Regions from separate parts of the Homo sapiens genome. Here region 2 is linked to region 1. A link is a contact called in ENCODE Hi-C or POLR2A ChIA-PET data. All regions are on one chromosome and are shown on one strand. Each heading gives the region's core, a stretch centred on a gene start or an enhancer-like site at or near the end of the contact. The rest is flanking DNA. Distances are from core to core; before and after follow the strand shown.

What was found. A loop is a pair of places that touch in the nucleus more often than their neighbours do. ChIA-PET counts read pairs that join two places held with the same protein, here RNA polymerase II (POLR2A). Pooled maps may share reads with other maps.
Region 2: a loop to region 1 is called in a map of right cardiac atrium, with 10 times the contacts of the local background. The contact joins two enhancer-like sites. A Hi-C loop is called at or near these places in 2 of 168 maps with a recorded cell type or tissue (Right ventricle myocardium inferior and right cardiac atrium) and 4 of 50 pooled maps. POLR2A ChIA-PET finds 5 or more read pairs at or near these places in 1 of 52 experiments (AG04450).

Annotation. Positions count from the first base shown.
Region 1 is chr2:19,675,495-19,679,636 of GRCh38, reverse strand. All of the region lies in intron 1 of LOC124905977, which reads left to right. Among named protein-coding and RNA genes, the nearest start is that of LINC00954, 190 kb to the left of the region's middle. Within about 2 kb of position 1,561, at least 3 of the 41 ENCODE cell types and tissues checked have a DNase peak (open chromatin) inside an H3K27ac peak, as active enhancers do.
Region 2 is chr2:19,799,114-19,803,049 of GRCh38, reverse strand. No RefSeq gene overlaps it. Among named protein-coding and RNA genes, the nearest start is that of LINC00954, 68 kb to the left of the region's middle. Within about 2 kb of position 1,534, at least 5 of the 41 ENCODE cell types and tissues checked have a DNase peak (open chromatin) inside an H3K27ac peak, as active enhancers do.

The DNA of each region.
Region 1 (4,142 bases), core at 312-2,811:
GAGTGGGAAGGGCAAGCTAAGACTGGGAGAGACTGGGTGCCATGTGAAAGAACTAGGACTTCAGGAGCCCTTGGAGAGTTCTAAAGAGAGGAACAACATTGGGTTTCAGAAAGATCACTGGGGCATCAGCATGGAGCATGAAGAGGCTGGGGACCACACTCGAGGCATGGAGACTGTCTGGGGGCTGTTGCCACAGTCCCTAAAGACAGCTGGGAGGGCTCATCTCTCTGGATGGGGATATTTTGACTCCCTGTGCCTGTCTCTTAGAATCTGGGTAGATTTTTGAGGCTGATTATTCCCACACATACTTTAAGGATGGATTAACTCTAATTGCCTGCTAAGAAATGGACTAACTGGTTGTATTCTGGAAAGGGGCTGGGCGTCCATTTTCAGAGAAAGAAAAAGGGAGGCCAGAAGTGTATTTTCCTTCTTGTTCTGTTTCCTGGATGGGACTTAGGACCACCAAGAGACAAATAAGCATAAAAGATGATGGATCTGAGGTGGGGGAGGAGAGGGCCATAGGGGGTGGCACCTTTCTGGGCACAGATGTGAGCAGGCCTCAGCTCTGTCATTAAGGACTTTTCCTGTGTGCATTAAATTCACTCCATGCAGAACTGTGCCCTGCCATTTACCCCTTTACCCCTCACTGGCTGCCACCTGTCTTCTAACCCCCACAGTACCTGGCCTGTGGCTGTGGTAAGTGTTCTGTGTTATTTGCCCTTGGCAGTAACTTTTCTGAGGCCTTTTCCTCCACATAATTCCCATGTGGAGCCATCTTGGTTAGTAAGCTGTTTGAAGCAATTTGTCATGTTGGAGTTTTAAACGAGAAAAGGAAGGCACAGGGATGCCTCTTTCCTCAAAGCCAATCACAAACAGTTTTTCTGAACATTTAAAAATATTAGATCTGGAGTTCAAAACTGAGTGTCACTTCAGCAGTCATTTATGACGCTCCATATCCTGCCCATCCGAGTTCAGCTTCAGCTACAGACTCTGGGCTTAGTTTCCAGAGGCCCCCGCAGGCTGCACCATGAGTGAGGACTGTCTGAACTCCATCTTGAGCCCGGAACAAGCCCAGAGTTTGCTCTCTGGCCTTAGGTTAGCTGGAGTGGGGGAACATGGAGGGAACACAGGTTAGCTGGGAGAGTGGGACAAGGTACACGAGGGCCGTGGAGGCCGGGCATGACGTTTAAATCTTACAGACCAGGGGAGTGACCAAAAGAGTCGTCTGTGTGTGAAGGAACTGAAATGATTGGAGCTGGCCTTGCTCGACTGTCACCTCTTCCGGGACAGCTCTTGACGGAAGCACTGACCTTAGCATGGGCTCCTGGGCAGCCTGCCACAGAGCCGTCATCTCTGGGCAGCAGCAAAGGACTGTCAGTTGGTTGGGAAGGTGGACTATGTCTCCCTTGGGCTGAGGTCATTATGAGAGCGTATGTGACCCTAGACACTGAAGCTACACAAGATTCAGCCACAAACCTCACTTGGGCCAAGGACTCCAGCGTCTTACCCAGGCCCTTGGTCCAGAATAATCGTTGCTGCCTAAAAGCAACAAGAACATTTTGTCTCATTGTTTTGCTTCAGTCTCCTTGGGCACAGGCATCTGGCAACAGACACTGAGCTTCCTTAGCCACAGGGCACAGTTCTGTAGACTCGAGGCTGGGGTTGAGGCTGCTCCACCAACGGCAGGAGTCCTGGGCTTCCCCAGAGTAAGCAGCAATCCTGCTCCTGGAGATGGCCTCAGAGCCGAGACCTGGCCGCCCTGGAGCTGCTTTCTGATGCACACTTTCCCTTCCTTGTGCCCTCCTTACTCGCCCCCATACCCCTCCCCGCCCCACACACAAGCCTCAGTTACTCACTACACCATTCACACACAAACACATCCGGCCTGATGCACATGCATGGTCACACACATACACCACAGTACACACCACACACTTTACCACCCATCCCTCCATAGCACGGGTCCTCCCACACACCATACCCACCACACCATACCCATGCTCCCACTTACACTGGGTCACTGCCTCTCAACTGCCAGCCAGCACACACCTCACAGGTAGGTTCCCCCAATGTCATACTCTCCACACGACTGCACACACCACTCCCTCGGGGTGCCAGGCAGTGACACACCTGTCATCAAGCTTTTGATGGGGGTCTCCACCCAAAGCCACATGCCCTCAGCACTGCTTGCTCAGCCTTCTGTTATAACCAGGGCAGCTGGGGATGGCCCTGCCAAAATTGTCAGGGGGTTGATGATGTGTCTACGTGAGAGAGAGAGAGAGAGAGAGAGAGAGAGGAGAAGGGCATGATTTGGAAAATACTTCCAGAATTTGAAAGCAAACTTATAATATTTCCTCAATTTGTGATCCATTTGTGGCCCTCATGTTGCTAAATATTGCATGATAGAGTAAACATTTGGCAAGACCTGCAGGTTTTATTTAGAAGATTGGGGAGAAAAAAGCTACTCAACAAGGAGTGAGCTGGTGTGTCCAGGAGAGATAAAAGGTATTGTGCATGGAAGATTTTAGTGGAAATGGGAAACCAGGGCCCTGAGCAGATCTGTCAGCCAGTTACAGGAAGGACTAAACCTTTTAGCTGGCTGGGGAGACCGGCTCTGTGTCCTGGTGCTTCCCCCAACTCACGTGTAGGTGGCGTCTTCCCACTGACTGTCCAGGGGCCAGGCAAACACTGGAGCATCTTCATCAGAGAGGCATTTGGGGGGCACGCCATAGATTACCTGAAGCTCTTCTCCGCCCCTCCAAGTGTGGCAGGTTTTTAAAATCCAACTGCGGGCTACCTCCCAGGATGGCTTCCTTGACCTCTGTTCTCACTCCTCAGAGCTCCATTAGCACCAACAGCCTGGAGCCTGGAACTTGACAATTCATCTGCAGTGTTCCCTAAGCAACATGATGAACCCAAAGCTGTACTAGAGATGGAGGAGAGAGCAGTAATCAAGGCAGACTTGCTTCCTGCTACTGTGGGGGACAGAGATAGTAAATAATAATAATAATAATAATAATAATAATAATAATAATAATAACAACAACAACAACAACACATGGTTGAGAAACGCCAGAGGAGTGATTTGTGTCGTAACTCTCAGAGAACAGAACCGTTATAGGAAAGACAAGTATTGTTTTCTAGAAAAAAGAAGAAAGGGGAGGAGTAGAAAAACTTGAATTGTATATCTGGGAAAGAAGTGCCATTTTTTTCCCGAGCCAGTTCAGCATATTGAAACTTGCAGTTGTCGGCGCCTAGTGGAAGTGCAGTCTTTCCTCTGAATTCGTGGCAGCTTCTGGAGCAAATGGCCAGGCCTGGACTTTCTTCGGGGCAAGGGCAGTCGTAAAGCGGCACAAATGCTAGCTGGCTGGTGCTGGGCACCAGGGCGCCGTGCCAATGCTAACCTGCCAGTGTGCTAACCTGAAGCAAGGTAGCAAGACTTGCTGCATCTTCTAGACCCTGCAAGACATGCTGCTCATAATGGGAACTGGAACTTCACCACTGAGGGTAGAGATGATCAGATAGAAGGGTTCCAGGTGCCTTCTCCAAAGAACAGATGCTCTTGGAGAATGATCTTTGCGTGGGCTGAGAAGTGGTGAGGAGCCCTAGGCTATTCTGCACAGATGGTGGACTCTGCTCCACGCCAAGGAAGGCTTATGGTGAGGAAGAATGACTCACGACGATGCTAAATGCAGTGAGGATAAAAGCAGTGTCACTTGGTCAGGGATTGTTTCTTGGATCCTCTAATTCACTTACTCTCTAATGGTCATCTCTTATCACTGACTTCTGCGTCCCATTGATTTTGGAGTGTGTATGTATTAGGGTAAATGTCTGCTACTTTTTAGAATCTTGGAATCATAGACTTTTGGGGCTGGAAGTATCCTTAGAGATCATGAATCCCACGCTTTTATTTTTGATAGATGGTGAATGGAAGGCCAGAGAAGGGAAGGAACTTGCCCAGGTTCATACAACAGGCTAGCGGCAGAGGTGGGTCCCAGGCTTCTTGCCTCCCGGGACAGGGCTCGCTGACTTTGCCTAATTACCCAAATCTGTCCCAATCTGAAATCAGAGTCTCTGGCTAGGGATCTAACAGCATTCCGGAACCCAGTCGTAAATCCCCAAGCCCCGCAGCCACTCTGCTC
Region 2 (3,936 bases), core at 285-2,784, 120 kb before region 1:
GGCGACGCCTTTGCACTAAACCACTCTGAATGAGCTGGGGACCTGGCAGGAACAGACGGAAGTAACCGTGGAGAGTTTAATGGAGGGGGGGGGCCTATTTTCAAAGTGTGAGAAGAGCAAGGGCCATGAGCAAGGGATGGTGAAGCCCTCTGGGGGCGGTGGGTGGTAGGGGCGGACAGTTGCAGCCACCGTACCTGTACTTGCAGCTGTGGGGCTCAGGAGAGGCTGCCTGAGAGGAGCTGGGCAAGTAGCCTGGTCTTATTCACCTCCTGCCCTCTGCTATAGTGCCAGTACCTTCCACTGGCCAGACCCAGCTGGAGGACAAAGGGCAAGGAAGCCCATTCTTCCAGCCCCAGGTTGGCCTCCAGGCCAGAGAACAGTGGAGGGTGGGTCCAAGGGGTAAACAAAGCATCCAGCATGAGCTCTCTGTACATGGGCAGTGCCCACCTGGCCATCTGCCCATCAGCATGCCATCTGCAATGAGCAGACTTACTCCCAAGCACCACCTGTGCCCTACAGGGGCCTTCGGTACAGGGTTTGCTTTTATGGGTCCATGTAGGGCTTTGAGGATGGGCTGTTGTATAGTCTGGTAGAGGTTAGTAACTTCCCAGGAGGACACATTGCTTGACTGGCTGGGTAGCACCCATAGGAACTGTGATTTTTTACTCTTTGCCTTTTCCGGGAGATGCAGCCAGGGAGCTTTAGCCTCAGGAGTCAGGAGGGGCAGGGATGGTAGGAGCAGACAGCTTGGCCAGAGATGGAGGCCAAGGGATTCTCTTCGTAGAAACTCTTTGGCATGCTCAGTAACCTCCAGGAATGTACGAATTGCAGGAGAATGACCTGCTCTCAGCCTGGATGTGTGGGGGCTGAGAGGAAAGAAGCTGCATGGTTTAGTTAAGGCATAGAAGTTTTGGGATTAGATAGACATGAGCTTAAATCTTGGCTCCAATGTTTAACTTTGTACAAGTTGCTTAACCTTTCTGAGCCTCAGTTTCCACAGCTTTAAAACAGGGATGACAATTCTGACTCTGCAGGCTTATGGTAGGGCCTAGAGAAATACATGCACAATGACTATTCAGTGCCTGACATGTGGATTTCTATTAAATATTAAACACTCATTCAAGCAAAGCTGACTACCTAATCTTGTGCCTACTTTGATCAACGATCTCTGAAACATCCTTGCTTTTGGCGTCCCCTAGGTGAACGACCTCGGGAGAAACTAAGGCAGCTCAGGAGTTATAACAATGTTTAGGCCCAAAAATGGACTTGTTTTTAACTTTCCCACAAGGCACACTTACTAGAAAAAGTTGCGGAAAATTCGATGCTTGGTTTACAGTCCCAAGAACATGAAAAAGCTCTTCTGCCAGTTAAAAAAAAAAGATGGATGTTGTTTCTTGGAGAAGGAATGTCGTACAGTGGCTCAGGAGGAGACGGTGAGTCAGACGTGCTGAGAGCCGGGCCAGGCTGTCCCCTTGGTCTGGCCTCTGTGAGTCAGCACTGCCCACGAGACCCAGCGGGCAGCATGCCCAGAGGGCTGCAGAGCCAGGTGTGGTCCCTGGCGCGTGCAACAGCAGCTGGATGGTCCTATCACCCTCTCCTAGGACATCAGAGAATGTGTTCCTATGTCAGTATTGTCAGCTGTGGCCAACTTGGGCAGTTGCCGATAGGATCATGCCCCTCCTTTCTTTTTTTCTATATAGGGTCCTATTTCTAGATCAAACTCTCAACTTTCCTGTCCTACTTTAACTGCACATTCCTACAGCCAGCCCAGAAGTTTTTCTCCCACTTTTTGTCTTTGGGGACCTGTTGGTGGTGGCATTTGGTCTAGCAGAGGTCGGGCGGAAGAGAATGTTCTATTTTGGGGGCTTGAATGGTGAACAGTGAATGTACCTGCAGGAGAGCCTTCCAGCTGCCCCAAGGGTTCCAGACTGTAGAAAATCAGAATGCAGAAAGCCAGACATTGAAGTGATGAGAGGGAGAATGCCATGATGGTTGACAAGATGTCTGGGAAGGCTTCACAGGGGAGCGTCTTCCCAAGTAGGCTGTGGGAGGTGGACGCAGCAGGGAGGGCAGGCTATTAGGGGATCTGGTTCCAGGCCAGACTTAATGGCTGTGTGGCTTGAATATGGAGGTTGACCTCTCTGACCCTGGTGCTCCTCATCTGCAAAACGGGGTCAATAGTTCTTACCTCGCAAGGTTTTGCGAGCATCACCTTCAATAAAATAGTTTATGTAAAAGTACATTGTGATCTACAAATTTAAAAAATAAATGTTGGATGTTACTACTACCAGATAAGAAAGAAAAGATCAGAGAATAAGTGGCTTGCCAGAGGTCACATGGCTGGTATAGTGACAGCCAGGACCCAAACAGAAGTCTCTCCTTTCCTTTGTTCTGTGTTGTTTCAGTTTTTTTCCATCTGCGTGGAAGTCACTCACAGAATGTTTTAATTAGCTGGTGGCTTGGCTCAGGGTGTGGGTCTTTGTGGGTTAACTGGGTATGTTAGCCTCTCTGGCATGCAGCTTCTAGAAGTGGGCAGGTGTTAGCATGGCCTTCGAGAGGCCTGTCATGGGCAGGGGGTGCTGTGGCTCTGGGAAGAACTGTACTCCAGAGGTAGATTTCAGCTGCGAGTGCTGACTTGCCCCTTTCCAGCACCCCGCAGCTGGGATCTCCTGGTGGAGCTGGGATCTGGGGTTGGCCATGTCTGCCTAAGGGCAGGTTTGGAATCTGTTTCATGAAAACTCCCAGCATGGAGTGGTGGTCCTGATGGCAGCGGCAGGCTCATCCATTTGCATAGCATCAAATGGAAATGTCTAGATGAGCTGCCAGGAACCCTGGGGGCTGGTTGTCCCCTGGAGGCATGCTGCTGGATGGGCAGAAGGTTCATAGAGTGTGCTCCTGCCTGGTTCATTGCAGTCCTCCGAGTCAGGTGAGAGCACTTATATTTCCATAAGTACTGGAGGTAAACAACCTGGGACAGGGACTGGGGTTTGGGGAGGAGCAAGCCACCAGGCTTTCTCTAGGCCTGAGTGAGGCAGTGTGCCTTTTTCCCAGGATAGAGACAAGCTTCTGTCCTCGGACAATGCACAACCTCCTTTATACCAAAGGCTATTCCCTGGTCTTGCCTCCAGGCTTTTGCACTGCAGGGAGCCCGTCTTTGGGCTGCCCTCTGCACCCCTTCCCTATCCAGATCCTGTGTAGTGAAGGAGCGTGGGCTCTGGAATGAGATGCACTTGGGTTCAAATCCTATCTTTGACATTAACAGACCAGACAACCAGAGAACTTATCTCGACCTCAATTTCCTTATCAGTAAAATGGAATTTATACTTCCTATCTTCTAGGGTTTTAGTAAGGATGAGAGATAATGCATTTATATTGCCCAGTGCCCAGTAGATGCACAATAAACAGTCGCTGTCACCTTTGTCATTCAAGGTCCAGCCCCAGCGTTGCCTCCTCATGAACTCATCCGAGACTGGCTCCACCACCTCCCTTTCTCTGACCTGGATTCCCTGTTCCAGGGCTGCAGGACCTCTATCCTGGCCACACCTTATTGCTACTATTCCTAACTCCTCTCCCTTGTCCCTCCCCCGGAGCCTTCTTCCCTTCCATCATAGCACCCATTATGCTGTTTTGGACTCTTCGGCTTTTGTACAAGTGCTGGAGTGACTTTTATTCATGCCAGTTGGGGAAGCTCTGTGGGTCAGGAGGGGCCCAGTCAATGGCTCCCTGCTCTGCTGTAAAACTGTGTTCCTTATGGAGCTGAGCTTCTGACCAGCATCCAGGTCATTTAGGATTGCAGAACCCAGGTGGTCAGAGCAGGGCCACTTCAGAATCTGGCTGATCCTTTTCCTCAGGACCTTCAGAGGAAGAGAGAGAGATTGAGGTCCCTGCACCCATTTCAAACAGGACACTTGGTGTGACTGAAGAAAGGGACCCACT